Regions from separate parts of the Homo sapiens genome. Here region 2 is linked to region 1. A link is an interaction called in ENCODE POLR2A ChIA-PET data of the cell type or tissue named here. Cell type or tissue: Caco-2. All regions are shown on one strand. Links, peaks and the distances in the headings refer to the core of each region. The heading gives the core; the rest is flanking DNA. Region 1 overlaps ABCC3 (ATP binding cassette subfamily C member 3). Region 2 holds the start of LOC105371825 (a long non-coding RNA gene).

What was found. Peaks named below come from ENCODE experiments on the same cell type or tissue, not always from the same donor. Only the 100,000 strongest peaks of a DNase experiment are listed, where the experiment ranks them.
Region 2: POLR2A ChIA-PET joins it to region 1 with 14 read pairs; 2 of 35 experiments call an interaction of 5 or more read pairs at or near these places.

What each region holds. Positions count from the first base shown.
Region 1 is chr17:50,638,365-50,654,595 of GRCh38, forward strand. The region is part of intron 1 of ABCC3 (ATP binding cassette subfamily C member 3); the gene reads left to right. Among named protein-coding and RNA genes, the nearest start is that of ABCC3, 12 kb to the left of the region's middle. RefSeq lists enhancers at 267-1,466, 1,916-2,686, 2,364-2,658. In Caco-2, for the core only: no CTCF peak of the experiment used is centred there; no DNase peak of the experiment used is centred there.
Region 2 is chr17:50,884,479-50,900,709 of GRCh38, forward strand. LOC105371825 (a long non-coding RNA gene) reads right to left here and starts at 9,593. Exons shown (of 3, transcript XR_001752940.2): 1 at 9,430-9,593; 2 at 8,423-9,073; 3 at 2,326-4,101. RefSeq lists enhancers at 199-727, 728-1,256. In Caco-2, for the core only: no CTCF peak of the experiment used is centred there; DNase peaks (open chromatin) are centred at 5,443, 6,393, 7,811, 9,193 and 1 weaker place.

The DNA of each region.
Region 1 (16,231 bases), core at 2,663-10,662:
CCTGACCATGAAAGCCATCCAAAGATGGCAAGGACCGCCTGAGAAGTAGTGAGCTCCCTGTCACTGGGGGGTATGTAAGGACATGGTTAGTGACTGCTTGGCGGAGATGCTGGAGAGAGGATTCAAGCCAGGAAAGAAGGTGGGGTCCTGAGATTCTGTGACTGGGTAGAGGGAAGATGCGGCCAGTGGGGATTCATTAGTTCCTCCTCTGAGATTTCTGGACTCCTCCTTCCCTGGCTCTCTCCCTGCTCTACATACGGAATTTGCCTAGAAGCAGCTCTTGGTAGAGGCCTCTGGGTCTCCCCTTGGTTAGGCCCACATGGGAAAGGTGACCTCATTGTTCCCTTAGCTGTTTACCCATCCTAGGGAGGGGCAGATCCCTGGTCCCTTGGAGGCTCAGCTCCCTGTGTCTCCTGCTCTGTTTTAGCTAGCCCCAATTCTGCTATTCACCAGCTGTGTGACTTTGGGCAAATGACTCACCTTCTCTGGGCTCCAGCAGGGCTGAGGTGGGCTCTGGGGCCTGCTTCAGGTCTGGAGTTGCCCAATTTTGGAAGGATGAGCCTTGGGCTTGGGGGCGAAGGCTATGCATGATTAGGGCCCTTCAAAGCTTAGAGCTCCTGGGTATCAGGGTCTCCTCTGCCTTCTTAGTAGGCAGCCACAAAAATGTATGAGTAATGGGCAAGGCTCCTATGCCAATGTATTTTGACTCACAAATGAAGACAGTGTCCTGCACATCCATGGGGAAGCTGAGTGGGAGGTAGACACTCCTCCGCTTAGCAGACACCATAGCTCACCCTCCCCTCAGGAACCCAGTCCTCCCTGCAAGGCCAGAGCTCCCGGGGCTCCTTTCCTCCATCTCAGCTGCTGCAAGCAAACCCAGTGCTGGATGGCTTTGACCTCTGAGCTCTTGGCTTCTGGCTACGGCATTTCATTGCTTGTGGCCTCAGGCTGGCTTCTCCTCAATCCTGCTGTTCCCCCACTTCACCTGGGCCTTAGGTCCCTGAGGGCCAGAGAGATACGGGGAAGGAAGTGAGTCAGGGAAGTGGCATTCAGGAGGGAGCTTTGCCAAGCCCGCCTGTAGTCCCCAGACAGGGAAATGGTCTTGAAACACTGGGCAGGCTTCCAGGGAGGAAGGACTTGGCAGGGATGACCAGCTGAGCCACCCCGGAGTAGGGCCAGAGCACCCGGACTGTATTCAGTCCTCTCCATTGGGGCAGGATCCCTGGGGAGTTGGGGGTGAAATGAGACCTGGTATGCCATTGCTGGGGTGGCTGGGCCCCTCCCCTTCCCGAACTGAAGTTGTTTCTGTTTCTGGTACTGCGGTGCAGTGGTTGGGGCTGGCAGGGGGCAGGGTGGGATAGTGAATGAGAGCCTAACTCTAGGCTTGGATTTTGGATTTCTCCTTTTTTTTTTTTTTGTGACAGAGTCTTGCTCTGTCGCCCAGGCTGAAGTGCAGTAGCACAATCTCAACTCACTGCAACCTCCACCTCCCAGGTTCAAGCAATCCTCCTGCCTCAGCCTCCCAAGTAGCTGGGATTACAGGTGCACACCACCATGCCCGGCTAATTTTTGTATTTTTAGTAGAGACGGGGTTTCACCATGATGGCCAGGCTGGTCTCAAATTCCTGACCTCAAGTCATCTGCCCACCTCAGCCTCCTAAAGTGCTGGGATTACAGGCGTGAGCCACCGCATTCAGCCAGATTTCTCCTAACTGGATATTCAGGTTTCTAGTCAGGGGCTCCCAGAACCCCAGCTAGGCCACTACCCAGGTGTTAGCCGCTCTGCTCCCTCAGCTCTGTGAGAATAATTGCAAAAAGCAGGTGATATGAGAATGGGCTGCATGGCTGAAAGGTGATCTGGGTGCAAGTGCTCTATCCCCAGGGTGGGACATCATGCCGGAGTCCTACCAGGTGTACAGGAAACACTAATCCTGTGGGAAGGAGCTGGGCCCTGGAACAAAACTCTCTGGGTCTAATCCCAGCATCAGCCCTGGGTGTCAGCTGTCATGAGCGTGAAATGATCATCCTGGCCCACAGCAGGAGCTCAGTGAACCAAAGCCCCTTCCAGAAGCACATTGGCCAGTTGAGCCCGTGAGCCATCCCTGCAAGGGGCCAGCAGGCGCAGCACAACCAGTTTTTGTTTGTTTGTTTGTTGTGTTGTGTTGTGTTTTTGAGAAGGAGTCTCGCTCTGCCACCCTGGCTGGAGTGCAGTGGCGTGATCTCAGCTCACTGCAACCTCCGCCTCCCAGGTTCAAACAATTATCCTGCCTCAGCCTCCTGAGTAGCTGGGATTACAGGCATGCGCCACCATGCCTAGATAATTTTTTTAAATATTTTTAGTAGAGACAGCGTTTCGTCATGTTGGCCAGGCTGGTCGCAGACTCCTGACCTCAGGGGACCCACCCTCCTCGGCCTCCCAAAGTGCTGGGATTACAGCACAGCCAGTTTTTGACCCCTGCCCCCAGGCCTTCCAAAGGCTGAGGGAGGGTGAGTGGGGATCAGCACGTGTCCTTGCTCTCTCCACGCCTTCATTGCTGCTGAGTCAATGGTCTTGTCTGTTCATCCCTTCCCTATCTGGGACTTCAGGAGCTGCCCTGCAGTGGTGGCTTCCTTCTCCAGTACCACACAGGAATAGGGAAGTAATGACTCTTCTCATGACAGAGACTGTCAACAGGCCTGGGGCCCCCAGGGCTTGGGAAGTCCCTGGCAAAGCTGGGGCAGAGGGCTCCGGGGTCCTCACCCCCCGCCCCCATCGCCTGTATGAGTCTGCAGTGATTTCAGCTTCAGTGACCATGAAGTCTGCCATGAGGGGGCCTCTGCCACGTGGTCCATTCTGGATGTGGGACCTTACCCCTTATCAGCCCCATCCAGCTGTTTAATCGCATTATTAAGGAAGCTGTTGTTGCTGTGGAAACTGTGTGGGTGATGGTGGGGGAGGGGGCTGTGGGCTCAGCTCTCACCTCCCAGCAGTGCTCTTCAGAGCGGGAATGAGAGGAGAGCCTTGAGTAGGGATCGTCATCCTGCCCTGCAGGGATTCAGGGAGTGTTACAGGGTCCAGGGAATAACCTTCACTGGCCCTGTCCTCACCTTCATTTTACACATAACTGAGTTGGAGACCCTTCTGGGTGCCAAGAACTGTGGCCTTGGTACCAGGGAGAGAACACTGTGTTCCTGGGCATGAAGCTGCAGAGGCTGCGGCTGGAGTTGGCACCCTCCATTTATCTATTCATTTGTTTATTCATTCTTTTGTTCAATAGATGGTTATTGAGTACCTTCTCTGTGCCAGGCCCTGCTCTAAGCAACAGGAAATACCATCAACTGCAGAATACAGAGCTAAAGAATCTGTCTTCGTGGAGCATATACTCTAGTGGGAAGAGGCAGTAAAACAAGAATCATAAAGGCCAGGTGCAGTGGCTCATGCCTGTAATCCCAGCACTTTGGGAGGCCGAAGCAGGAGGATCACTTGAGCCCAGAAGTTCGAGACCAGTCTGGGCCACATAGTGGGACCCCATCTCTACAAAAAAATTAAAAAATTAGCTGGGCGTGGTGGCACATGCCTGTAGTCCCAGCTACTCAGGAGGCTGAGGCAGGAGGATCGCTTGAGCCCAAGAGGTCAAGATTACAGTGGGGAAAAAAAAAAAAAAAGAACAGTTGAATGTGGCACTGTCATGCCGTTCAACCTGTAATTTGAAGGTAGAATGGACAGGGTTTGCTGAGAGACCGGATGTGGGATGTGAGAGAAAGAGAAGAATCAGGGGCAACTCCAAGGACTCTGGTCTGGGAAGAGAGACAGGAGGAAGGAACTGCCATCCCCGGGCCAGGCAGGCTAGAAAGGCAGGGACGGCCAAGAGCTCAGTTCTGGACGTGTTTTGTATGACGTGTCCCATAGTTGATGTCCTAGCTCAGGGTCTGGAGTGAACCAAATAGGGAGTTAGGGGTGAGGGCCTGTGTGGGCGGGTACCCCCTGCCTCCTAGGGAGGGCCCTGCCCAGGTGGGACATGCTTATCTCAAGGAAAGGAGCCCAGGCTGAATGCCCTTGAGGGTCAAAGCAGCCACCCAGTTCTCACAGCCCCAAAGTCCCCTGGTTGTTGCCACAGAGCAGGTGTCTGCGAAACCAAAACACGGGCCTGACAGCTGGAGGCTCCATCACCCGCTTCCCTGAGTGTTGTCCCGTTGCCATCGAAGTGCTTTGCTGTTCATTCTCCCTCACCTTCTCCCCGCTGTGGGGAGGTGACCAGATGCTGTCATCACTCCCATTACTCACAGGTGGAGACTGAGGTTCAAGGGCACGAAGGGGCTCACCAACAGTTGCATGGCTCAAAAGTGGCAGAAGCCATCCTGGATTCTCCGCATCGGGGTTGGGTTCTTCCTGTGGCCACTCCCCACCCGCCTTACAGAGCCATGCCACCGGCCTGCAAGTGCACACAGCGATTCCCACCATGTCCCCACGCCTGGGCTCCTGTCCTCAACATGCACACTCCCTTGTGAGTCAATGGCCCCGTGTGGCATCACAAAGCCTGGGTGCCTGTCCCGGCCACACACTGCTGGGTGTCCTTGAACCTGTTGCCAAAGTGGGTGTAGTTTCTCTTTTGTACACTGGGCCTAACAGTGCCCCTCCTATATACCCCTGGAAGTTGTTCTGAGACAACATCCAGATAACAACTAGGTAAGTGCAGTAATAAAATGCGGGAGAAACATTAGGGGCCTTTATTTTCCTCACTTAACTGGCTGCCAGGGAAAAGCAAGGAAAGGTCAGAGGCTGGGGTGCCCCAGAGAGGCCCCATGTAGATGAGGCTCTGGCTGGGCCCAGAGAAATGGGATGTACACTCCGGCCCAGAGACCTGAAGATCTGGGTTCAGGGCAGCTTTGGGACAGGCTATCTGGATGGCAACTAACTGGAGTACCTGATCAGGCCTAGAGGTGTGTCCTGTGACCCAGTGTCCAGGCCTGGGCCAGCATGTCAGAGACTCAGCAAGAGTATGTGGGTCCTTGGCTCACATTGTTTGAGCAACTACTGAATACTGAATAGGACTACTGAATACTGAATACTGAATAGGACAAGATGTACATGGTACAACTTCTGCCCACCTGGGCCTTCAATGAAATGCCCCCAGGCAGCATGTCCCTGACTGCATGCTTCACAGAGCAGGGATAGGCCTGCCCAACGTGCCACTGTATCTGCAGAACCCAGCCCACTGCCTGACTCACCAAGGCCCTCACCAAACATTGTCAAGGCCAAGAGTGACGCTCCAGGGAAGGGGATCTCTCTAGGAGGAAGGGTGCTCAAGATGAAGAAGGTGGGTTTTCAGCCAGGCCTGTCACCCCTCCCTGGAGTGGTTAGGTTAGGATTTTGACAAGTGGTAAAAAGAGGGACTAGGTTGAGCAAGGGGGTAGGAGCAAGAATCTCAGAGCAGATTTAGGATGAAGTGAGTTGGCTGTGGGGGAAGGGAGCAATGGGAAAGGAGGTGGGAGGAGATGCCATGGGGGGGGTCTTGAGGACCAGGTTGGGTGCTAGGATGTGGCTTCATGAGCAGCAGGAGTCACTGCAGGTTTGTGGGCATGAGGCAAGAGGCACAAAGCTGTATTTTGGGAAGAGCCATCTCGCAGGTGGGCAGGGGCACTGGAGGGCAGAGGGCTGCCCCAGATGGGATTAAGAAGGGAAGGCAGGCCAGGCACAGTGGCTCACGCCTGAAATCCTGGCACTTTGGGAGGCTGAGGCGGGCGGATCACAAGGTCAGGAGTTCGAGACCAGCCTGACCAACACGGTGAAACCCCGTCTCTACTAAAAATACAAAAATTAGCTGGGCGTGGTGGCGGGCATCTGTAATCCCAGCTACTCAGGAGGCTGAGGCAGGAGAATCATTTGAACCCGGGAGGTGGAGGTTGCAGTGAGCCAAGGTCACACCACTGCACTCCAGCCTGGGTGACAGAGCCAGACTCCGTCTCAAAAAAAAAAAAAAAAAAAAAAGGAAGAAGGGAAGGCAGGCTGGGGAGGTTGGGGAAAGGAAGCAGGGAGTGCAGATCACTCCCCTTCCATGAGTTGTTTTCTTAAGATGCTAGAACTTGGCCAGGCATGGTGGCTCACCCCTGTAATCCCAGCACTTTGGGAGGCTGAGGCTGGCAGATCACTTGAGGTCAGGAGTTCCAGACCAGCCTGGCCAACATGGTGAAACCCCATCTCTACTAATAATACAAAATTTAGCTGGGTGTGGTGGTGTGCACCTGTGGTCCTAGCTACTTGGGAGGCTGAGACAGGAGAATCACTTGAACCCTGGAGGCACAGGTTGCAGAGAGCTGAGATCGTGCCACTGCACTCCAGCCGAGGTGACAGAGTGAGACTCCGTCTCAAAACCAAAACAAAACAAAAACCAAGGCCGGGTGCAGTGGCTCATGCCTGTAATCCCAGCACTTTGGGAGGCCGAGGTGGGCAGATCACAAGGTCAGGAGATCGAGACCATCCTCGCTAACACGGTAAAACCCCGTCTCTACTAAAAATACAAAAAATTAGACGGGCATGGTGGCGGGCGCCTGTAGTCTCAGCCAATCAGGAGGCTGAGGCAGGAGAATGGCGTGAACCCGGGAGGCGGAGCTTGCAGTGAGCCGAGATCACGCCACTGCACTCCAGCCTGGGCGACAGAGCGAGACTCCGTCTCAAAAACAAGCAAACAAAAAAACAGAAAACAAAAATTAGCCTGGCGTAGTGGCATGTGCCTGTAATTCCAGCTACCCAGGAGGCTGAGGTGGGAGAATCGCTTGAACCCTGGAGGCAGAGGTTGCAGTGAGCCAAGGTCGCACCACTGCACTCCAGCCTGGGTGACAGAGCGAGACTTGGCCTTAAAAAAAAAAAAAAAAGAAAGAAATTAACCAGCCGTGGTGGTGCACGCCCGTAATCCCAGCTACTCAGAAGGCTGAGGCACGAGAATCACTTGAACACGGGAGGCAGAGGTTGCAGTAAGCCAAGATTGTGCCACTGCCCTCCAGCCTGGGCGACAGAGCAAGATTCCATCAAAAAAAAAAAAAAAAAAAAAAAAAAAAGATGGGAGAACTCAGAACTCAAGCATATAGATTATTCAACAGTTCACATAGCCAGATAGTTCAAGGCCAGCTGTGGGCTTTGAATGCCATAGTAAAATGTTTGAACTTTGCCTTCTAGGCAGTAGGGAGCTACTGAAAGTTTAAAGGGATGGTATACTATTATTCTTTCATTCATTTATTCAATAAACGTGTATGTGTGTGTGTGTATTTTTTTTTTAAGAGTCCAGGTCTTGCTCTGTTGCTCAGGCTAGAGTGGAGTGGCATAATCATGGCTCACTGCAGCAACAAACTCCCGGGCTCAAGAGATCCTCCCGCCTTAGCCTCCATGTAACTGGGACTACAGGTGCCTGTCACCAGACCAGGCTAATGTTTTACATTTTTGTAGAGACAGCGTCTTGCTATGTTGCCCAGGCTGGTCTCAAACTCCTGGCCTCAAGTGATGCTCCTGCCTTGGCCTCTCAAAGCACTGGGCAATGTCCCTGGTCTTCAATAAATATTTGATTTATTTAAGCAAATCTTTTTTCTGAGCACCTACTATGTGCTAGGCACCATTCTAAGTACTTAGGATACATAGATAAATAAAATAAAGGTTCTTCCCTTCAAAGAGCTTACATGTCAGCAAGTAAAGGAAAAGATGAGAGAAAATATAATAAATCAGTAAATTATATATCATGTCAAAAGGTGATAGGTGTTATAGAGAAAAGAAAAAGCGGAGAAGGGTGGGAGAATTGGGAATACAGGGGTGGGACACAGGTGGCAGTATTAAACAGGATGGTCAGGGTAGGCTTCATTGAGAAAGAAAGACTTCAGGATGTCTGGGGGAGGAGTGTTCCAGGAAGAGAGAAGAGCAAGTGCAAAGGCCCTGAGACAGGAGCAGCAAGTGCATTTAGAAACAGCAAGGAGGCCAGTGGCTGGAGTGAAGCAGGAAAGGCGGGGAGAGGGTCATGGGTTGGGGGAAGGGACATTGTGCAGGTCTATGCAGGCTATTGTAGGGTGTATGGAGTGAAGATGTCAAGTCAGCAGTTAGATATGGAGCTGGAGATTTGGGGAGCAATGAGCTGGAGAGATAGACTTGAAAGTCATTGGCATATAGATGGTACATCATATCATCATATGAGACTGCATGGGATTGCCAAGAGGTTGAGTGCAGATAGGAAGGAGGCAGAGAAGAGGAAAGGACTGAGCTCCAGGACCCTCTTGCACCAGGCAGGGGAATCAGCAAAGAGACTGTGATGGCATGGCCAGAAAGGAAGGGGAAAACCATGCAGGATCTGGGACCCCAGGGAATCTGAAGGGAAGAGACCAGAAGTCTATGGCAATTGCTCATGAAGAGATGAGGGTCTGGCCAAGGGGCCAGGTGGGAGGAACCAGGTAAGAGATATTATCATCCCAATGTTACCCTTAAAGAAACCAAGGCCCAGAGAGGGGAGAGGTTAAGAACCTGGGTCAAGATCACACAGCTTAAGTGTGACTTCTTCTTTTTATTTTTTATTTTTTTGAGACGGAGTCTCCCTCTGTCACCAGGCTGGAGTGCAGTGGCACAATCTCAGCTCACTGCAACCTCCGCCTCCCGGGTTCAAACAGTTCACCTGCCTCAGCCTCCCGAGTAGCTGGGATTACAGGTGCCTGCCACCACGCCCAGCTAATTTTTGTATTTTTAGTAGAGACGGGATTTCACCATGTTGGTCAGGCTGGTCTCGAACTCCTGACCTCGTGATCTTCCCACCTCAGCCTCCCAAAGAGCTGGGATTACAGGTGTAAGCCATTGTGCCCGGCCAAGTGTGAGTTCTTTTAAGCTGTGTGACCTTGGCCAAGGTGCTTAACCTTTCCCTGCCAAGTCTCAAACACCTCTTTGTCCAGCTACTATGCTTCCATCAAGAATCAATAGGACCTATGTCCCTACAGGTGTCAGGGTAGCTGGCAGAATGGTGATGCCCTTGGCAGAGGCAGGCAAGGCCAAAGGAAGGGCTGGTTCTGGCAGGGAGTGAAGGATCTTACTTTGAGAGGTATTGAATATGAGGTGGCTGCAGACAGATGGTGACGCCATCTGAGAGGCAGCAGGAAGTAGGCGCTGAGGCTCAGGAGGTGATTTGAGCTGTTGATCTGGATTTGGGACTCCTCAGGACAATCTGTGAACAATGATGAGAGAGAGCACCAAGGACCAAGGTCTGAACTTGGGAGCTAGGGCCCATGTCCACAGGGTGAACTGGAAGGAAGATAAGGAGACAGCAAGGAATGCTTGCCAAGAAACCAGGAGACCAGGAAAGAGTAGTTTCCAAGAGATGGGGGAAGCCCACACTGTTGCAGGGAGGTCCTGCATAAAGTCTGAAACGGGTCTATTTAATTCGCCCTTGGAGGCTGGGCATGGTGTCTCACACCTGTAATCCCAGCACTTTGGGAGGCCAAGGCGGGTGGATGACCTGAGGTCAAGAGTTTGAGAACCAGCCTGGTCAACATGGCAAAACCCCGTCTGTACTAAAAATACAAAAATTGGCCGGGCGTGGTGGTGGAAGCCTGTAATCCCAGCTACTCGGGAGGCTGAGGCAGGAGAATCACCTGAATCCCAGAGGCGGAGGTTGCTGTGAGCTGAGATCACACCACTGCACACCAGCCTGGGAGACAGAGCAAGACTCTGCCCAAAAGAAAAAAAAAAATTGTAGTTGGAAGGACTTCTGGTTCTATAGGGTGGATTGAACACAAGACTTTATCTCCAGTCCTTCCTGATTTTCCATCAAAGTGACAGTAAGGAATAAAGAATGTAAACCTACAAGGACAAAGAGAAGAGGAGACAACAGCAGACAAGATATTAACACCTTTTTGGAAAGTGAGAAACAGGTTGAGGAGTGATCACTGACACAGCAGAGAACAACTGAAACCAAAGGCCATTTGGAGTCTGTAAAAGCTCGGGGATTGGAGGGCTGAAGGAGGCAAGGGGAAGAGCAGGGCTGAAAGCAGCGGCTGCTAGGAGAATGCATAAGGAGAGATGAAACACCCAAGATACTTATCCATCTCCTCTCAAAGCCAGGCAAATTCCAGCCACCTCACAGAAGACCAGCAGTTTATTCTGTGGAATTAAGTAAAAGTCTGCATACTGAAGGATAGAACCCTCAGCCCTCACTCCTAAATTGGTCCCAGAGAAAAGACCTCCAGATTCTTCCAGTTGTTGGGGGAGTCTTCCCTAAAGGACCAGGTTCCTACTTGATCACTCTGCAGTGAAGCCCAACAGCCAATAAGCTTGGTCCTCGGTACTCTGTCTTCAGTAGCTGTTTCTTGGTCCTTGGTCCTTGGTACTCTCACTCATCATTGTTCACAGATTGCCCTGAGGAGTCCCAGATCCAGTCCCAAATCCACCTGCCCCCAACACACAGAGCAGCCAACTCTTTAGTGTCTTACTCCAAAATATTGAGACAGCCAAGCCGCAAGAATCACCACAGGTCGGGTGCAGTGACTCACGCCTGTAATCCCAGCACTTTGGGAGGCCGAGGCAGGCGGATCACTTGAAGTCAGGAGTTCGAGACCAGCCTGGCCAACATGGCAAAACCCCTCTACTAAAAATACAAAAATTAGCTGGGCATTGTGACACGTGCCTGTAATCCCAGCTACTCGGGAGGCTGAGGCAGGAGAATTTCTTGAACCTCAGAGGCAGAGGTTGCAGTGAGCTGAGATCGTACTACCACACTCCAGCCTGGGCGACAGAGGGAGACTCCATCTCAAAAAAAAAAAAAAAAAGTCACCACACATTTGAGGAAAAATTCTGTTAAAATAAAAACTTTAGACAAATTAAATTTAGCAGAGTTTATCTGAGCAAAGAACAATTCATGAATCAGCCAGCATCCTGAACCAGTAGAGGTTCACAGAGTTTTACCACCCAGCAGTATGGGCAGGCAGTATTAATGGACAGAGAAAGGAATTGATGTATAGAAACAGCTTGATTGGCGACAGATCAGTATTTGCCTTATTTGGGCATGGTGCAATGAGGTGTTTGCCTTATGTGGACATGTTCTGATGATCTGGCAGCTTGTGATTGGCTGAAAATTCTGCTATATTTGGCTGAGACTTGGCTGCTTATTGTAAGAATATACTCTCAAGTTACGTTGCAGTTTGTTTACATATTGAATTATGCTACAGTCCACTATGTATGGAGTCAGCTTTATACCTGGGTGACAGAGTGAGACTTTGTCAAAAAAAGAAGGAGAGGAGAGGAGAGAGAGGAGAGAGATGAGGGGTGGGGAGGGGAAGGGAGGAAAGGAGAAAGGAAGGAAGGAAAGAAGGAAGGGAGGGAGGGAAGGGAAGGAGGGAGGGAAGAAGGGAAAGAAAGAAGGAAGGAAGGAAGGAAGAAAGAGAGAGAGAGAAAGGAAGGAAGGAAGGAAATAGGCAACACATAAAATAAATTTTTTTAATAGGATCACAGGTCACTGTGAACAATAGCCGTTCATTAAATGACTTCGGAGGCATATACAAAAAGTTACATAGTTGTAGAAAAAGCTTAGCTGTTTTAATAGCGAGTTCTCAGTTTTCTTAAGTGATCAAAAACCTAACAAAGACAGCATGAAGCACAGGAAATTATCTGGGTAGAACACAGAATCTTTGTTTTCTAGGCCAACTACCTAAAGAGAAAGAAAAACATTTTACAATTTCCTATTATGATCAGACCAATAATCTAAGAACACCATGTTGTTTTAATGGAGAGAACCAAATTCTAGTTTTGCATCAGTGTAATTTTGATATTAATGCTAGCTCTTATCGCCCAGGCTGGAGTGCAATGGTGCAATCTCTGCTTACTGCAACCTCCGCCTCCCGGGTTCAAGTGATTCTCCTGCCTCAGCCTCTCAAGTAGCTGGGATTACAGGCGCCTGCCACCACACCCGGCTTATTTTTTGTATTTTTAGTAGAGATGGGGTTTCACCATGTTGGCCAGGCTGGGCTCGAACTCCTGACCTCAAGTGATCCACCCGCCTCTGCCTCCCAAAGTCCTGGGATTACAGGCGTGAGCCACTGCACCCGGTCGCTAACTTTTATTCTTAAAAAACTTGTAAATAATTACCTCCTAATCTTAACCAGCTTGATCACCCATAAAATTTCTTTCACAAGATTCATCTTCCACAAACCTCCTACAACTCTTATATCCATTCACTTTTTGTCCTATACTTTCCTCTTCTCATTTTCGAAAAATCAGTCATTTCACTTTAGGACAAAATTTATTCTCTTTTTCCGTTATCAAAACAAAACATCCTCACGTCTTATAGCTTTTCCTTAGCTTCCTTTGTATATTTCTTTTTCATATATTCCTTTTTCTTACCTTCCTTGTATATTTTCATATAGATTTTCCCCCTTATTGTTTCTAGTAATTGTAGCTACATATATTAATTAGAATTCTTAACCCCGGCCAGGTACAGTGGCTCATGCCTGTAATCCCAGCACTTTGGAGTCCGAGGTAGGCAGATCACTTGAGGGCAGAAGTTCAAGACCGGCCTGGCTGACATGCTGAAACCCTGTCTCTATTAAAAATACAAAAATTGGCTGGGCGTGGTGGCGGGCACCTGTAATCCCAGCTACTGGGGAGGCTCAGGCAGGAGAATTACCTGAACCCAGGAGGTGGAGGTTGCAGTGAGTCAAGATTGAGCCACTGCACTCCAGCCTGGGTGACAGCGCGAGACTCCATCTCAGAAAAAAAAAAAAAAAAAAAGAATTCTTAACCCTTAGTGACCTTAATTTCCATGGACATTAGAAAGTAAGCATTTGTGAATTGTGTGTCACACCAGCTGTAGATTGGTAAATCTATGAACCATAATGTCTAGAAGCATGAGCTTTCTCATAGTACAATTTGTCAGTGTGGCACAGAACATGTTTCTCAATGGTCCAAAATGTCTTTAAGTCTCTCTGTAAAAATAAACTGTAAAGGAGGCAAAATTTCATTTGTATCCCTTTAGGTTTTTTGTTTGTTTGTTTTGTGAGGCCTGAAAACTAAATTGTTGTTTGTACAGATTTCCCTCCTCCTCAACTTTCTATTCTTGATGCTAAGAGTGTTAAAACCTTCTGGTGGCTGAGCGTGGTGGCTCACGCCTGTAATCCTAGCACTTTGGGAGGCTGAGGCAGGTGGAACACTTGACCTCAGGATTTCGAGACCAGCCTGGGCAACATGGTGAAACCCCATCTCTACAAAAAATACAAAAATTAGCTGGATGTGGTAGCTTGTGTCTGTAGTCCCAGATACTTTGGCGGGGCTGAGGCGGGAGGATTGCTTGAGCCCAGGAGGCAGAGGTTGCAGTGAGCCGAGATCTTGCCACTTGCACTCCAGAGTAGGCGATAGAGACCCTATTTCAAAAAAGTAATAATAAAACCTTCTGGTATAGGAAGGACATCTTTTACATGGGAATTTTATCTTACATTCATTTAACTCACTTATTTTCAACACTTATGCTTGGATTGCCTATAAAGATGAGATAATAAACAACTAGTCATCATTTTGTTTTTCTTGCTGACAAATTTTATAATATAAAGACAACATAAGCTTGTTTTACCAGTAAACCTAGATAGGAAATCATGCATCTTTATGATATTTAATCCCCAAAACTATGAAAACATGTCTGTTTCAGTCAAACCAACAATATTCTTATTTGCCAAAGATTACCCAAGTCAGATGAGCTGCAAAAGTATTTGAGGTAGTTCTTAATTTTCTGAGAGAATACTTCATTTATACAAGCACTTATTTTTCTTAAAGCCAACAAAATAGAGCTCTTTCATAATTTAATTTTGGAGCATTAAAAGGAGATAAGAAACTATGATACCTGTATCATACATACAGACTTATATAAACATAAACAGCAACAGATCTTACAGCTTTCATTTAAATATCTTAGCCATGTTCCAGGTACAGTAATATAAAACTCCTGAATTTATTAAAGACTATCTGGATCCAAATTGTTCTTCTGGCCAATGGAACAAGATTTCTTGCCCAGATGACTAAAGCTTTTGAATAAGATTCGTGAAGGAGCTTTTAAGATTTTTTTGTTTGATTTCTGTAAGGAACCTATTATAAAGAGGCAATTTTTTATTCATTTAATCTTTTAGATGCCTCTGTGTATCAATTAAAGAATGCATCCCATTGCTTTTGTGGCATTTTTGAACCTTTCTTTTCTAATGCACCTTGCAAGTGAACAGTTTTATCTAGGTCAAAACTTTCCCACTGTGGCCACTGTAACTCTTAAGTTGTCCTCAGCAAAGTTAACCCATTTTTCCAAAAATACACATGTTCCTCATAATTGTTGTTCATGAAGTTAGCCACCGTCCCAGAAAGTGGCGTCTCAGACTCTGGAGTCCCAGACTCCTTAGATTTGGAGGAACTCACTTTCAAAAGGCACCTGCCTGAGGCTTTTAACTGGATCCATTTCAGTTAATTATCAGATCTGATTTGCTCCTGGACCCAGTCCTACTTGACCCAGTCTAAGAATTGTTCAAATAAACTTGGAGAACACAAAACACAAATTCCTGAAGCTTGGAATCTGAGATAGAACTCACCCATGACCTCCAGTTGCTACAAGAGAACAATTGGCACAGTGTGCCCTGTCAGGTACCCTTACTTGGTCACTAAATGCTCCTGAGGGTCACTGGAGTTCTACTTCCGATCCCACTTCTGACACCAATCTGTTAAAAGAAAAGCTTTAGGCCGGGCACGGTGGCTCACGCCTGTTATCCCAGCACTTTGGGAGGCCGAGGTGGGTGGATCACCTGAGGTCAGGAGTTCAAGACCAGCCTGGCCTACATGGTGAAACCCCATCTCTACTAAAAATACAAAAATTAGTCAGGCATGGTGGTGGGCGCCTGTAGTCCAAGCTACTCAGGAGGCTAAGGCAGGAGAATTGCTTGAAGCTGGGAGGTGGTGGTTGCAGTGAACCGAGATCACGCCATTACACTCCAGCGTGGGGGCCAAGAGCGAGACTGTCTCAAAAAAAAAAAAAAAAAAAGAAAAAGAAAAAGAAAAAGGAAAAGCTTTAGACAAATTTAGCAGAGCTTATTTGAAAAAATAAGCAATTCATGAATTCAGCAGCATGCTAAACTAGTAAAGACTCGGCTGGGCGTGGTGGCTCACACCTGTAATCCCAGCACTTTGGGAGGCTGAGGCAGGCAGATCACCTGAGGTCAGGAGTTCAAGACCACCCTGGCTAATATGATGAAACCCCATTTCTACTAAAAATACAAAAAAATTAGCTGGGCGTGGAGGCACACACCTGTAATCCCAGCTACTCAGGAGGCTGAGGCAGGAGAATGGCTTGAACCTGGGAGGCAGAGGTTGCAGTGAGCCAAGATCACACCATTGCACTCCAGCCTGGGCAACAAGAGTGAAACGCCATCTCAAAAGAAAAAAAAAAAAAACCTAAACCAGTAAAGGCTCAAAGAACTCCACCTAACCATGTGGTCAAGTAGTACTTACAGAGAGAAAAAAAGTGACACATAGAAATAGCCTATTTAGAACTCGGCATTTGCTTTATCTGGACAGGTCTAAGCACTTTGCAGTCTGCGATTGGCTGAAAGCTCAGTTGCAATGATTGGCTGAGACTCAGCTACTTGTTACAAGAAACTCTCATGTTAGGTTTGTTTACATATTAAGTTGGGTTTCAGTTCACTATGTAAGGAGGCAGCTTAAGGCCAAATTTAATCTAATTTAACACCTCCAGCTTGAAAGACAAAACCAAACCAAATCAACCAAGAAACAGAAAAAAGAAAATTCAAAGATGTATGAGCATGCATAACTTTGATAAAAATAAAAATAATAATTATTTGAATTGGCAATTAGAAAATAGTTATATCCTCAGGTAACAGATGTCTCTAGGTGGATGAGATTGTGGGTGGTTTTTCTTGTTGTTGATATTTTCTGTGCATCTCTAAAAAACATCTAATGCTTTGCAAAGAACATAAGAAACAGATTAGTACATTAGTGGCCTTGGAGGAAACAATCTCAGTAAAACATGTGTTTATTAATGAATGTATTCCCCCATCCCTTTCCAAAAAAGTTCATAGGTGTAGTTATAGTCAAAGGTAAGAGGCAGTCTTGTCAGAGCCAGTAAAGTAACCAACCATCCTGGTTTGCCCAAGACCAAGCAGCTTCCCAAGACACTAGACTTTCAGTGCTAAAACCAGAGAAGTCCCATCCATACTAGGAGAGTTGATCACTCTAGTCTGTGTAATTTGCAAAGAC
Region 2 (16,231 bases), core at 2,896-10,895, 250 kb after region 1:
TGCTGTGAGGTTTTGGGAAGCTGTCTTTGCCTGGGAGGTGGGGAAGGCAGGGCAGAGCCTAAAGAAGCCTTGAAGGGAGAGTGTTGCTTCATGGGCAGGGAAAGGAAAATGACATTCCAGACTCAGCCCCTACACAAGTGTGAGGCAGACTCCCATGGTTGTCAGGTCAGAGTAGGGAGAGGCAGAGATAAGGCTGCGATTGTGGGTGAGCTCAGCCTGGGAGGAGCTCTGCATACCAAAATAAGGACTGAACCTTGTGTAGGTAGTGGGGGAACCTGGGAAAGTGTGTTAGGCAATCTTTCCCCACCCCCTTCCTCTTTCCACCTCTCCCCTGCTTTCCTTCCTCCTGGAGATAGGGAGCAAGGTCTCCAGGGGCCAGGCAGGTGCTTCTGGTTGGAAAGGCCGTGACCAGGACTTGTTGGGTCCATTTGACTCAACGGACCCCTTTCTTGGCCCTGTCCCCAGATGTATAGGGCAGAGCTAGAGTTGTAGAAAAGGGAGACACACTCCTCAGGGCCACCACACTCACCCAGCAGGGGTCTGGGAGCCCCTGAAGCACCCGGGACCCCAGCCTCAAAGGTGGATGCTGGAGGGAGGATTTGAGGGAGCAGGCACCCATCAGTGAGAATGACGAGTTGACGGCACAGCTGACAAGTGTCTGGGGGTGTGCCACCTCCCTGCGCTGCTTCTGAGCTGTTTGCTTTGCCTTGGTACACTTGAGGGGTTGGAAGTCCTCAGCCTTCAGAGCTCCAGGTTTGAGGCACAGACAGGTTCCATTTTGCCCAAAGCCAGGCAAAGGCTCCTCTCTCTGAGCAGAGGTTGCTGGGTCACAGGAGCTCAGGGTGGCACTGCACTCAGGATTCGCAGCTGCCTTGACGTCACCAGTGTCCCAGGTGAAGGCACAAACTCCTGGCCTGAGGTGAGGCTGAGGGAGACAAGAGCCCACCAGACTAGGCCAGCACTTCCCATGGGCTTAGACCCCTGCTCTCCTGCCTCCTCTGATATTTCAAATCTTTCAGAATTTCAAAACCATAGGACCTATTGACTTCTAAGCTCCCCACCCTGCTCTTTGGGCTTAAATTGTGCTTTATCTCAACAGCATTCATTGAGTGCCAGCTCTGTGCAAAGCCCTGTGCTAATGTGCTAGGCTCTAGAGTCATAAAGATGAAAATTTTTCTTTTTTTAAAATAGAGAATAGTCAGTCTCACTTTGTTGCCCAGGCTGGTCTCGAACTCCTGGCTTCAACTGATCCTCCCATATTGGCCTCCCAAATACTGGGATTATAGGTGTGAGGCACCTTGCCCAGCCAATGAATACTTTATGATATGATCCCTGTTTTCAAGAGACTTACAGTCTAGTTAGGGAAATGGACACAAACAGACCCTTTCAGAACAATGTAAAGACCTCAGAAGAGGTCAAATTCTATTGGAATCCATCTGCTTTTTTTTTTTTTTTTTTTTTTTTTTTTGAGATGGAGTCCCACTCTGTTACCCAGGCTGAAGTGCAGTGGCACCATCTCGGCTCACTTTAACCTCCACCTCTGGGTTCAAGTGATTCTCCTGCCTCAGCCTCCCCAGTAGCTGGGACTACAGGCGCGTGCCACCATGCCCAGCTAATTTTTGTATTTTTAGTAAAGAAAGGGTTTCACCATGTTGGCCAGGCTGGTCTCAAACTCCTGACCGTAAGTGATCTACCCGCCTCGGCCTCCCAAAGTGCTGGGATTACAGGTGTGACTTTTTACTATCTGTAGGTAACTGCTATATATAATGCATGATCTATAATGCCCGACCCAACATTTTGTCATCTTTGCAATACTTGATTTTATTTTTTTTCCTGTAATATTTTGGGGTTTGAGATTATTTCGTTTGGTTTGGCTACAAGGAAGCCTAGATGTGCTTCAGAGTCGCCTTGAAATTTCTTCTGCATTATCAACCAGCTCAATCTCCTCTGAATTAGACCTGCCTTCTCATCTGGGAAAGGCAGATCTTTAACAGGTGGCTGGAAGCTATTGAAGGAAGAAGCCAAGATGTGGTTTCTGAAGAGCAGGCAGGAGGGTCCCTGGCCATAAATATGTCCTTGATAAGGGCCTGAAATCCCATTCTTAGAATTTTATTTTTTTGAAGTTGCACGAGCACCTGGGAAGAATACCACCTTAAATCCTGACCACTTATCCACTCCGGGAAGATTTGTTTATAGCCAAGAGTTCCCACGATGGGCCGAGGAAGAGCAGGGGGGCAGCCAGCTTTCCAGGCAGGCCCTAACATATTATCCAGATTTTGAGGTTGTTTTAGTTATGTGTTTGTAACAAACCACCACAAAACATAATGGCTTAAAACAATGATTTATTGTTTCTCACAATGCTGTGCGTTGGCTAGTTCGACAGTTCTATTGGTCTCACCTGGGGTCACTCAGATGGCTACAGTCATTGTAGATTAACTGAACTTCATCAATGTGCAGTGGTCTCAAGGTTATGAGAAGGTGATCACAGAAGCAGGAAGACCCGTGATCGGGTGTGGTGGCTCACGCCTGTAATCTCAGCACTTTGGGAGGCCGAGGTGGGTGGATCACTTGAGGTCAGGAGTTTTCCACTTTCTTGTGCCCTTCTGCTTAAACAACCTTTGTGCTTCAGCAAAGTAAGCACAAGTCCAATAAAATGTAGCTTGAAAACAAGTATCAACAAATTAATGAAAACAACACACAAAGGGCAGCCTTGTCTTGCCATGGGAGGAGAAGATGCTTGTTTTTAAGGAAAGGTCTTGTCATTTAGGATGAATATGAAAGGAGGGTCAGGGAGAAGAGCACCTGCAGACCAAGACAAATGGAGAATTGAAGGGAAAAAACCCTGTAAAACAAAAAGTGCTGGTGATGCTGACTCCTGCCTCAGCTCAGAGCTGTGTTAAGGGCTGAATGGGACAAGCTGGAGCCCCAATGGGGAGATTTCTTTTTCAGGCCAGGCTGACCCATAGGGGCCATCACCCAATCACTTGGAAGTGAAACCAGTTTAGCCCAGCCTTCGTACTTTTCTTGAAGCAGTCTGTATTTTCTGCGTTACTTCTAGCTCCCTGGGTGTGTGTGACCTCTTCCTTGTCACACTGAAACCTCTTTGAGGGAGGTGTGGGGGAGGGGGGAGCGGAGCTTGCAGTGAGCCGAGATCGTGCCACTGCACTCCAGCCTGGGTGACAGAGTGAGACTGTGTCTCAAAATAATAATAATAAATAAAAAAAAAAATTCAAAGCAACAAATATATTGCAAATGAGCTTTACTAGTTTTTTTGGGGAGGGGTGAACATGGAGAGTTGGGAGGAGGAAGGAAATAAAAAAATGAAAAGATGATCTGAATATATCCCTGCCTTAGAGAGCTTCCAGGTAAGTCCAAGAGACTGACTTCAACACAGACCTGGGCTAATTGCCCATTTCGCTCCTTGCCCTGGGGCCTATTGTTTTCCACAAATTGCGTCCCCACTTGAGACTCAGTCTTCTCTCCCTCATCGCCATGCAGTCATTTCAGCCCAGTTGCAGAACAGGAGAACATGAATGGAAAAAGGATTGAGTCCACACTGTGGTGGCTGCAAGAGGTGATTCAAGATCTAACATTCTGAGTAGTTTCCAGACAGTTGAGGACAGCCCAGGCTGGGGTCCAGAGGTGGGGATCAGGCAGGAGGAGCAGGAGCAGCCAGAAGGCAGGATCAGCCAAAGCCCTTGAAGAATGCCAAAGGGCAAACTGCAGAAAGCGAGTTCAGGTGTCAGATCCCAAAGGCGAGAGGAGGGCTGTAAGTGGGAGATGACCCAGGGGGCCCTGGAATGGAGTGGGAGCAGGTTGGGCCAGAAGTGGGAAAGCTATCACCCTCACTAGTGACTGGGAGAATTCCCAGAAGGACAGCAAAGGTGCCCACTGTGATGGCGTGGATGGGCTAGGTCAGCACAGGTGCTCAGGCCAGGACAGATACTTCGTCCCTGGCCACCCAGCCTTGGCCATGGTCCTCACAACCAAGCCCCACAAGGTAGCCCCAAGCCTGGGCAGAGGAGCCCTGGGCATGAATGCATCCTAAACTCTACCCATCAGCGCTGATCCATGACAAAGTTTTTGTCCATCAGCTACAAACTGGAAACAACAACAACAACAAAACATAAGTGAGCTTTTAATAACGTTAATTTTTGTTTCTAGTTTAAATTCTGATATGATGGCTGTTTTACTTTTGGTGATAAGATGGCTTTTCTTTTATGAAGACATGGTGATGGGAGGTGATAGGGCTTTTTTTGGTTGTTTGAATTGCCTCACTAGGTCGGGAGCAGTGAGTGGCTCATGCCTGTAATCCTAGTATTTTTGGGAAGCCAAGGTGGATAGATCACCTGAGGTCAGGAGTTCGAGACCAGCCTGGCCAACATACTGATACCCCATCTCTACTAAAACACAAAAATTAGCCAGGCATGGTGGCACGTACCTGTAATCCCACCTACTTGGGAGGCTAAGGCAGGAGAATCGCTTGAACCTGGGAGGTAAAGGTTGCAGTGAGCTGAGATTGTGCCATTGTACTCCAGCCTGGGTGACAGAGATGGTGTCTCCAAGAAAAAAAGGAATTGCCTCACTTGGCTAAATTTAAAGTTGACAATATTGGTTCCCAGATTTGAGGAAATTTTTTTCTCTTTTTTTCTTTTTGAGACGGAGTCTCACTCTGTCACCCAGGCTGGAGTGCAGTAGCACAATCTCAGTTCACTGCAACTTCTGCCTCCCAGGTTCAAGCAATTCTCCTACCTCAGCCTCCTGAGTAGCTGGGATTACATGTGTGCGCCACCACACCTGGCTAATTTTTGTATTTTTAGTAGAGACAGCGTTTCTCCATGTTGGTCAGGCTGGTTTCAAAATCCTGACCTCAAGTGATCTGCCTGCCTCGGCCTCCCAAAGTGCTGGGATTAAAGGCGTGAGCCACCGCATCCTGCCCAAAAAATTTTGATAAAGCATCAAATCCCAGTCTGGTCACCTCTGCTCTAAGAAACTAAGAAATCCTGTCCCTGAAACCCAGATCCTGGCTGCCAAAATAACACCATCATCCTTGCCATCAGCCACCACAAGGGCACTTACAGGGCATGCACTTTGAGCCAAGCTCAATCTAAGCCTTTGCATGTGCTAATGAACTCCTTCCCTGTTTTGACCTCTTGCCCACTTACTGTCTGCCAGATTTCTGGATTTGGCCCTCCCAGCTCTGAGCTCTGACAGATCCCACTGAATACCAGTTCCAATGGCTCCCTTGCTACAGGTTTCTGCAGGTCGTATCATGAGATTAGTTGCTATCTTAAATGGAAGCTCATGAAAGTGCTTCTCCGCTAAGGTAGAAGGAAACTCCATTTCGAACTCTCTCTGTCACTGCTGCTAAATGTCCCTTTTCCCAATGCTGCTGGGAATCTGACCCATGGACTTCTACAAACCTTCAGCAAATATGTGTTCCCTGGACTCTGGCTGCCTACCTGGAGGCTGACTTTGCCTGGAACTTTGCAGGCACCTCTCCTTCAGAGCTCTCATACCTACTAACACCCAATTACATCCTTCATTCTTTCCTAGCTTTATCCAAATGACAGTCAAGCTGCCTGGGGCTAAGGGGGATGATCTCTGAGTCCTGCATATAGATGGTGTATGAGATTTAAAGAAGGTGTGATTTTAAAAAAAGTGTGATTTGAGGGACGCTATTTATTTTATTTTACATAAAAAAGAAGAACCAGGATGCTGAAAATGATGCTATTGATTATAAATAGGAAGAAAACGCTAGTCGGTTGAAATAGCCAGTATGGTCTTGGTCATTCATAAGGAAAGAATGGCCCCTGTCCTGGGAGCTGGCTTTAGAAGAACCCACTGTGGCAGAACTGGTCAAATCCTCCACCACCTAGTACCTATAGGCTTTCAATTTCCTGCCAATAAGGCACCAAGGTCTGCCTGAGACTTGACATCTAAAAAACTCCTAATTGGCCAGGTGCGGTGGCTCATGCCTGTAATCCCAACACTTTGGGAGGCTGAGGCAGGCAGATCACTTGAGGCCAGAAGTTCAAAACCAGCCTGGCCAACATGGAGAAACCCATCTCTACTAAAAATACAAAAATTATCCAGGCATGGTGGCTGGCGCCCATAATCCCAGCTACTCAGGTGGCTGAGGCTCAAGAATCCCTCGAACCCGGGAGGCGGAGGTTGCAGTGAGCCGAGATTGAGCCACTGTACTCCAGCCTAGGCGACAGAGTGAGACTCCGTCTCAATAAATAAATAAATACATCAATAGCCCACGATTAAGCCAGGCATGCTGGCCCATGCCTGTTGTCCCAGCTACTCAGGAGACTGAGGCAGGGTAATCCCTCGCGCCCAGGAGTTCAAGGCTGCAGTGCACAATGATTATGCCTGTAAACAGCCCCGGCACTCCAGCCTGTGCAAATAGCAAGACCTCATCTCTAAAAAAATAAGATAAAAGCCAAAATGCCCACTATCTGACTCACCAAAAGGTGTGTATTTAAGGCGTTGTCTGCAGTGCCTGGCTGAACCTACTGAAGCCTGAGGAAAAAGGAAAAATCAATAATACAGGTTCTGTCTTCATTGAAAAGTTTGATATTTTGCGTCTCATGGATTTTTTGCACTAATTTGGATGTTGAAAATATTGCATTAAAATATTATTTATCTAGAGTATTGGGTGTTTTAGGCACTCCCTTAAATTTTGTGCCTAAGGTGAGTGCCTCACTCTCCTGGTCATAGTCCTGGCGCAGTGATGTCTACAAAGACTAATAAGATTTACCTGTTACCAAGCTCCTACTCTAATAAACATACTTAGCTCATTAGATTAGCTAGTTGATACCAGCCCGATCAGCTCACATAATTGCTTCCCTGGCCCTTGTTTATCCAGAAAGTAGAGTCCTGCCTCAAATTTCCTAGCCAGTGGTCATGTCTGTACTCTTTGCTGCCAAACCCTTTCCAGACCCTCATACTGACTGCCTGGTTGGGCCCCTACCGACACTGTCGACCCTCTGAACATTGTGCACAACCCTAGGAAGGAGCACTAGGTGCTGCCTAACTCTGGATCCCCGACACTAACTCCCTGGCCCAACTGGACTCTTTCTCATTTATCTGTGTCTGAGTCTCCTGGGCCTCATTCCACCCTCCCAGAAGTTCTTCCTTTACTGCTTGCCTCCTGGTCAGGTCTTCCCTGAAAAAATACCCCACCTGTGTGTGAATCTTTCTGGTTTCTGGGTCTCGTGCCTCCCCTAAGCAATGCAAACCTTGAGTCAAGTACTACGCTCTTGCCCCAGGCCTGGCATTGTTACGTTAATAACCATTGAGAGCATACCATGTGCCACTGACCCATGCTTTCCTTGTGTTAACCCACATGCACCTCATCGTAACCTTATGAGTAGATACTATTGTCATCTCCATTTTACAAATGAGCAAACCAAAGCCCAGAGAGGCAAAGTTATTTGCCCAAGGTCACACAGCTAAGAAGTGGCAGAAATGGGCTACAAACACAGTTTCTAGAGCCCAACTCTTAACTATCATGTTACCTAGCTTCTGCTTACAGTCTAAGAAGCCCTGCGTGGAAAGTTTGGAATCAGATGAGTCTCAAATTCAAATCCCAGATGTTCAGTTTATGAGCTTCATGGCTGTGGGGTGTCACTTTAGTTCTCCTGGTCTCAGCTCCCTCATCTTGCATGGCTTTGTAAGAAGTGACATTAGGCCCTCAGTACACAGTAGACACAACCATCACCCCCAACCTTTCCTGCAGGATAACCCTAGCAACCACAAACATGCTGTGAGCAGGGCCTAAGGCACTTAATTCCACACTCTGGAAATGTCAGTAACCGTTGAAAAGAATAAAGCCAGTTCTATTTGTAAAGCATTTTACTGCCGATGGAGGAGGTGAAGTGCATGTTGCGTTTGAAGGTTTGCAGCATGAACTCTAGAGGTCAGCTACCGAAGCTGAAGCCTGGATTCCACAATCGTGTGTGACTTTGGGCAAGTTTCTTTCTCTTTTTTCTTCCTTTTTTTTTTTTTTTTTTTTTTTTTCGGAGACGGAGTCTTGCTCTGTCTCCCAGGCTGGAGTGCAGTGGCACAATCATGGCTCACTGCAGCCTTGACCTCCCAGATTCAAGAGATCCTCCTACCTCAGCCTCCCAAGTAGGTGGGACTATAGGCGTGCACAATCACACCTGGCTAAGTTTTTTTTTTTTTTTTTTCCAGCGATAGGGGTCTTGCTATGTTGCCAGGGTTGGTCTTAAACTCCTGGGCTCAAGTGATCTCCCCAGCTCGGCTTCCCAAAGTGCTGGGATTACAGGCATGAGCCAACGTGCCTGGCCTGGGCAAGTTTCTTAAATTCCCTATAGCTTAGTTATCTCATCTTTAACCGAGGGACAATAATAATAACAATAATAATAATAATAATAATAATCATAGCACCTACCTTGCATAGGGTTGTTGCTGATTATAGAGTTAATACACATGTAACACCCTTAGAATAGTGCCCTGAACACACCGTGAGCTCTTCAAAGTGTAAACCGATTGGTCTCTAAGATAAGGGGAACTGGTATGTCACCACCATTTTGCAGTCCAGGAAACAAAGACACTGAGGGGTTGAAGGATTTGCTCAATAGCCCTCAGCTTTTGCAGAGTGGACCCCAAATTGAAATTCAGAACCTCTGGTTAGAGGGTTGCTGGCTCCTCCATTTCATCCAGGAGTTTCTTATTTCCATTTCTGACATGACTGCGATTGGCTCTGATTCCCAAGCCACGGGTTTCCAACCTTATTAATGCGCTCCTGCAAAAGCCAGGCTCCTCCTCACAGGCTCTGCTGCTGTTCGGAGCAGGCCCGGGCTGCTGTGTACCTCACAGCTCCCCGACAGAGTGCTGCACAATGACGACCTTCGGTGGGGCAGACATTCGCCTCCATCAGGCGCCTAATTATGCAAACCCTGAACATGAGACTGAAGAGGAGACTGGCCTGCCCAGGGACGATTGATGAGGCTGGCTGGTTTCATCTTCCCCATTGTGTAGGCCAGAGGCTTCATGATGGGAGCGGCTCAGCTGCGGGATCTCGGTTGCTTTGTTGCAGGCGCTGGGGCAACGAAGGGTGAACTGGGTTAATAAAATGTGCTGGTGACTCACTCCTAGGAAAGAACCTGTGATGGATCATTAAGCTGTCTCGGAACTTATTTCAGGCCCACACCCGCAAGATGAACGCTCTCAATTTGTTTATTAGGTCTCCAACAATAGGCCACTGTTCTCCTTCCCCACAACTCAGTTACACAATCTTTCCCCTCGTGTCTTTCAGCCACCTACTGAAAATCTGTCTGTGTGCCGAGCACGCGCTCCCCATCCCTCTACCAAATGCCTGGCTGGCGCGTCATCCCTGGCTTTGATGGGTACGTTCACTTCCCTAGCGCTGGCTTCCCCTAAGATGGGGGGACTTACCCTCCTGCCTGAGCCCTCATGCTGGCAGATTTGGTTCTTTCCATCTCCCTCTCCGCTGAAGTCTTCTCACCCTCACTGACTCCATGCTGGATCTAGACCTCTGAATGGTCCATCCTAGTGCCTGTCCTGGCTCTCCCAATTCCCCTTTAATCCAAAGGTCTTGGGTTGATCCTTTTTAAAAAGAAATTATTTTATTCTTTAAAACTATATATAAATAATTCATGTTTTTTTTTTTTTTTTTTTTTTTTTTTTTTGTTTTTTGAGACGGAGTCTCGCTCTGTCGCCCAGGCTGGAGTGCAGTGGCGGGATCTCGGCTCACTGCAAGCTCCGCCTCCCGGGTTCACGCCATTCTCCTGCCTCAGCCTCCCGAGTAGCTGGGACTACAGGCGCCCGCCACTACGCCCGGCTAATTTTTTGTATTTTTAGTAGAGACGGGGTTTCACCGTTTTAGCCGGGATGGTCTCGATCTCCTGACCTCGTGATCCGCCCGCCTCGGCCTCCCAAAGTGCTGGGATTACAGGCGTGAGCCACCGCGCCCGGCCATAATTCATGTTTACTATGGAAAAAAGAAATCACTTATAATCTTGCCACTCAGAAATAATCTCTGTTAACATTTTTGTGGTGGGGCATGGTGGCTCATGCCTGTAATCCCAGAATTTTGGGAGGCCAAGGTGGGAGGATTGCTTGAGCCCAGGACTTCAAGACCAGCCTGGGCAACAAAATGAGACTCCATCTCTTCAAAAAATAAAATAAAAAATAAGCCAGGCATGGTGGTGTGCGCCTGTGGTCCCAGCTACTCAGGAGGCTGAGGTGGGAGGATTGCTTGAGCCTAGGAGGTCAAGGCTGCAGTGAGCTGTAATCGCGCCACTGCATTCCAGCCTAGGTAACAGAGCAAGACCTGGTTTCAAACAACAACAACAACAAAAGCACGTTTTTAGGGTATAATCTCTTGGACCTCCCCTCATTCCAGAATTTACCTCTGTGCCCATCTTTGCTGGGACACTTCTGATAGGTGCCCCCGTGGTGTACTGGAAGTATGCAAATGCCACTTCAACTAGTTTTTTTCTTCTAAAGTCAGTAAGATAGGTACCCGGCAAATGTCACTTCTTAGTGAGCATCTACTGCAGGATAAGATGTATTTGCCAGCTTGCATGTGGATCTAGATTGTGGAATCACCTTCCTTGTGGCCTCTGCACATCTACAAATGAGAATGTCTTGCCTGCATTTTTGGAATAGCCTCCTTCTAGTTACGTGGCCTCCAGAGTGAGCAGAACAAGACGCTAACACATCGGATCACTCCTCCGATTGCAACCTTCCGTGGCTTTGCGTCCTGATTTGGGACAGACTCGGGCCACCCGCCTCCTGTGTCTCTTCAGGACGCGAGGCTTGTTTGCCTTTCCAGTTTCTTCGCTTGCCTCCTTACTGGGGGTGTTCATGCTGTAGCCTCATCAGACAATTTGCTCTTCCTAGAATGGGATGACTCTTTGCACCTAAGGATCGTTGTACGGGCTGCTCCAGCTGCCTGGAGTCAGTTTTCCTTCCCCGTTTCTTGTCTGACTAGTATTCCTACTCTTCCTTCAAGGCTTAGTCCAAATATCATCTCCCCTAACTACCCTGCCCCATCTTGTCTACTGTCACTTATGCGCGTCTCCTCTGTGGAGACGTAACAGGCCACTGCTAGACTTTGACTCATTAAAAATCTGTCATCTGTCTCCCTCACCACACTATGAGCTACCTGAGGGCAGATATTGTATTTTTTCTTTATTTAGACAGGGTCTCGCTCTGTCACCCGGGCTGGAGTGCAGTGGCACAATCACGGCTCACTGCAGCCTCAACCTCCTGGGCTCAAGTGATCCTCCTACCTCAGCCTCCCAAGTAGCTGGGATTACAGTCACACAGCACCGCGCCCAGATAATTTTTTTATTTTTTGTAGAGACAGGATTTCGTCATGTTGCCCAGGCTGGCCTAAAACTCATGGGCTCAAGCGATCCACCCATCTTGGCCTCCCAAAGTGCTGCGATTATAGGCGTGAGCCACCATCCCTAGCTAATTTTTGCATTTTTTGTAGAGACAGGGTCTCACCATCTTGCCCAGGCTGGTCTTGAATTCCTGGGCTCAAGCAATTTACCTGCCTCGGCCTCTCAAAGTGCTAGGATTACAGGCGTGAGCCACCACTAGGGATTGTATTTTTTAACACTTTTTTTTCTTCAGCCAGTCACAAAAAATCTGGCCCACAATGCATATTGAGTTCAAGAGGATTTCTTTTTAACTGACTAGAATAAAGGAATAAAAACTATACCTATAGCTGCTCAATGTTATTGTTGCTTCAGAGGTAAGCATTTTTATTAGATCCAGGTACAGAATAAATTTCAAAATTGACTCGGACAACAAGTTTGTACACACCTATGATCTTAATGCTTTACATTATGTAAATTACCTCATGTGAATTACTTAATTTAATCCCATCTCAACCTCACAACAGCCGCATGAGATGAGAGTAATTTTAAGTTATAGATTAGCCAGACTCAGGGATATATCAGGATCTTACAAATAGCAAATAATAGGACCAGAATTTGAACCAAAATCAAAATTATGATCATTTTCTAAACCAAAATGATTAGGATTCAATTGTCTTTAAAGTTTTCTGGGGCCAGGCACAGTGGCTCACCCTGGGAGGCCGAGGCCGGTGGATCCCTTGAGCTCAGGAGTTCGAGATCAGCCTGAGCAGCATAGAGAGAGCCCCGCCTCTACAAAAATATACAAAAATTGGCCGTGTGTGGTGGCACAGACCTGTATTCTCAGCTACTTGGGGGACTGAGGTGGGAGGATCACTTGAGTTGGGGAGGCTGCAGTGAGCTGAGACTGAGCCACTGCCCTCCAGCCTGGGTGACAGAGTGAGACTCTGTCTCAAAAATAAATAGGTAAATAAATAAATAAATAAATAAAGATTTTTGGATGCAGAAATTTGTTTCCAAAAGCAATATCCCTAAACCTGGCCCCTTAGTCGCCTGGTTCCTCATAATTTAGCAGCTGAATAATCACGGGTTCACATCCTTCTCAAAGGGTACTGGGTGTGGTGGCACATTCCTATAATCGCAGCTACTCAGGAGGCTGAGACGGGATGATTGCTTGAGCCCAGGAGTTCGTGCCCAGCTGGGCAACACAGTAAGACCCTGTCTCTTAAAAAAACGTAACTAGGGGACTTATGACCAAATCTTTTCCCTTCCTTCATCTCAACTATGATAAACTTTCTCCAGTCATCTTTCCTCAACTGAACATTTTCTGCATAACTTGGAAAAGTGGTAGATTGTTACCCACAAACAAAGGACTGCTCATCCAGGTAGTATATGGGGTGCACTGATGTCTTGAAGATCTTAACAGAAGGACTCTGATACTGGATGTTCTTTATGTGTAGAAAAGTGCCTTGTTCTACTTAAAGTTCTCATTCACTCAAAAACATTTACAGAGGAGTTAATAATCACAGATAATAACAGTAGCTAACGTTTATTGAGGGCTTAGTATGTGAGAGGCACTGCTCTACCTGCCTTATGAATAGTAACTCATTTAATCCTCAACAACCCTCAGGCAGGAACTATTGTTAAGACAGTCTATAGATGAGCAAACTGAGACAGAGAAGGCAAGTAACTTGCCCAAGGCCACGGAGCCTATGGTATATTGCCTGTCCCTCCATGCACAGGGCTCTCAGCCAGCTTAGGGTAGATGACACAGGCCCCGCCCTCATGGAGCCTAATTGCTCATGTGAGAGAGACATGGAACAAGGAACTTCGGTACTTGGTGCTGGGGACACATACAAGGTGATAAGAGGTATAAGAAAGAAATGTTGGGCCGGGTGTGGTGGCTCACACCTGTAATCCCAGCACTTTGGGAGGCTGAGGAGGGCAGATTTCTTGAGGTCATGAGTTCGAGACCAGCCTGGCCAACATGGTGAAACCCCATCTCTAATAAAAATACAAAAAATTAGCTGGGTATGGTAGCACACACCTGTAGTCCTAGCTACTCAGGAGGCTGAGGCAGGAGAATCGCTTGAACCTGGGAGGCAGAGGTTGCAGTGAGCCGAGATTGCACCACTGCACTCCAGCCTGGGTGACAGAGTGAGACTCCATCTCAAAAAAAAAAAAAAAAAAAAGTTGGACTGCTGGACTGCTAGCTGATGACTTCAGAGGATCAGAGGGGGTGACATTTTAGCTGGATCCTAAAGGATAAGTAGGAGTTCAGTAGGCTGACAAGGGTGGGGTTTGTTGCACAGAGTAACCTTTGCGAAGAGGATAAAACATGTAAAATGTGGAGGTGGAAGAAGAGTAACTTACTTGAAGAACAGTGAGAATTTCTGAGTGATTGGCTCCCAGGGTCCACAGGGGAAGCAGCAGGAAGAAGCCTGGAAAAGCAGGTTGGGCCAAATCATGGAGGGGCTAAAGGAACTGTACATTAGTTGGTGAGAAAGGAAGACTTACTGGAGATATTTAAACAGAGGAGCAGCATGATTACATTTGTGTTATACTTATGAGCAATGGGGAAGATGGACAGGTAGGTGAGAGTTTAAAAAGGAAACCAGAAAATCAATCAAAAGGCAGTTGGAGGCTCACACCTGTAATCCCAACACCTGGGAAGGCCAAGGCAGGAGGATCGCTGGGGTCCAGGAATTTGAGACCAGACTGGGCAACATAGTGAGACCCCATCTCTAAAAAAAAAAAGTTAACCTGGTATGGTGGTGCATGCCTGTGGTCCCAGCTACTCAGGAGGCTGAGATGGGAGGATCGCTTACGCCTGGGAGGTCGAGGTTACAGTGAGCCATGATCACACCAGTGAATTCCAGCCTGGGTGACAGAGCAAGAGCCTATCTCAAAAATAAATAAATAAATAAATAAATAAATAAATAAATAAATAAAAGACAGTTAGAATTAGCTAAGAAACACATAGTCCCCCAAGGAAGGAATTGGTGGGCAAAGTATTTTAAGAAGCAGAATCAATAAAACTCAGTGACCCTAAAGCTTCTCACCTGGGCCTGTGTGAATGGGGAGGACATTAACCTTGGCAGGGAATAAAGGAGGAAGGGCTCATTTGTTCATCTATTTGTTCAACAGACACTTTGTCAGAGCACAGGAACCTGCCTCAGGTACTGGGGCTACAGCGGCGATTCAGACACAGGCCTGCTCTCACAGAGCTCATAGCCTCATGGGCAAGGCAGACAAGTAAACACACTGATTACAAGGCAAAGTAGTGTGTGGGCCGCCCCCTGAGTCAGAGTCTGATGGTGACATCTTGACATCTCACCCTCGCTGGCATGGCCAGCCCTAGAGGCAGCACTGGTTCCTCTGGTCACTCTGCCACCCCCTCACTGAAGAGGTCCACTCTGGCTTCCCCAGGGCACAGGGGAAGAGCCTGATGTGGACATTTGGTGACGGCAGAACTGGAGCCAGGGCACAGCTTCTATGAAGGCAGGGCAGAAACTGGGCCTCCCAGTGGGTGAGCCACGTCAGTGCCCATCTGGGAAATCCAAGAGCCAAATGCTGGTAGAACTGGATAGAAACCCCTAATCAAGGCTGTGGGGGGAACAGAGCCAAGAGTTTATTTTTAATTTATTTTTATTTTTTTAGAGACAGGGTCTCACCCTGTTGCCCAGGTTTAAGCACAGTGGTACAATCGCAGCTCACTGCAGCCTCAAATTCCCAGGCTCAAGCGATCTTCCCACCTCAGCCTCCTAAGTAGCTGGGACTACAGGTGTGCACCACCACACTCAGCTAGTTTTTAAATTTTTTTGTAGAGACAGAGTCTCCCTACGTTGCCCAGGCTGGTCTTGAATTCCTGGGCTCAAGCGATCCTCCCAGCTCCGCCTCCCAGAGTGCTGGGATCAGAGGCATGAGCCACCGTGCTCAACCAAGAACCAAGAGTTTAAAGCTGGGCAGATATGAGACAAGAACAAGCCAGAATATCCAGGGATGATTATCCTAAACCCCAGGGAACTCGCTGTTTTCTCTGATGGCTGGTATGCGCATGGTACTCGGGTTATAGGGGCTGGCAAAGAGGGTCAGAAGTAGCCCTCTAACCAGTGCACTGGTTTCTACATGCTGCAGAGAAGTGGCCCAGTCATCACATCCTTTTCCATCCTCCCAGATAACCCGCATCAGTTCATCTGGGTGTGCTGTGGATTGCAAGGCATGAAGATTGACTATCTGTAATTGTTTCTGCAGGAGGCAAGCTGCAGGAGACGGAGGGAGGTAGAGCGAGGGGCCAAGTACACAGAGAGCAGGGCCTGTGAGGAGAGGATTGTCCCCCACTCTCCCTCTCCAGTTTCCTCTCTTTAGAAAGAAAAAGGAATGGACAGGGTCAGCAGAATCTGGAGGCTGCGTTGAAGCTGCCCGTGCTTCTGAACGAAGCAGCCAGTGCCGCTCGACCATCTGGGACACCGGTGGAATTCAGGGCCCCTCTCAGGACATTCAGGGCATGTGGACAAGGTCAGCCACAGGGTGAGGGAGATGGGTAGAGAAAAAGATAACAGGAAATGAATAAGAAAGGGAGCTGCAAAGAGAAAAAAGAGAGCTGGAGAGGAGTAAAGAGGTGAAGGCCCTGTTTCCTGTCCTTGGATTCTTACAGCTCTGCTCACAGCAGCTTCATTTCACACAGTGGCACCGACAACTGATGTGACCGCTTGGGGAGGCAGTAGTGGCGGGAGAAGGCTGGGTTGGGGACCAACTGGGTATGGCATGAGTTTCTGAACCTGGAGAACCTGAAGCCTGATGATCCCTGATGGGAGATGACAACAGGTGGACTGAGCCACTGAGGG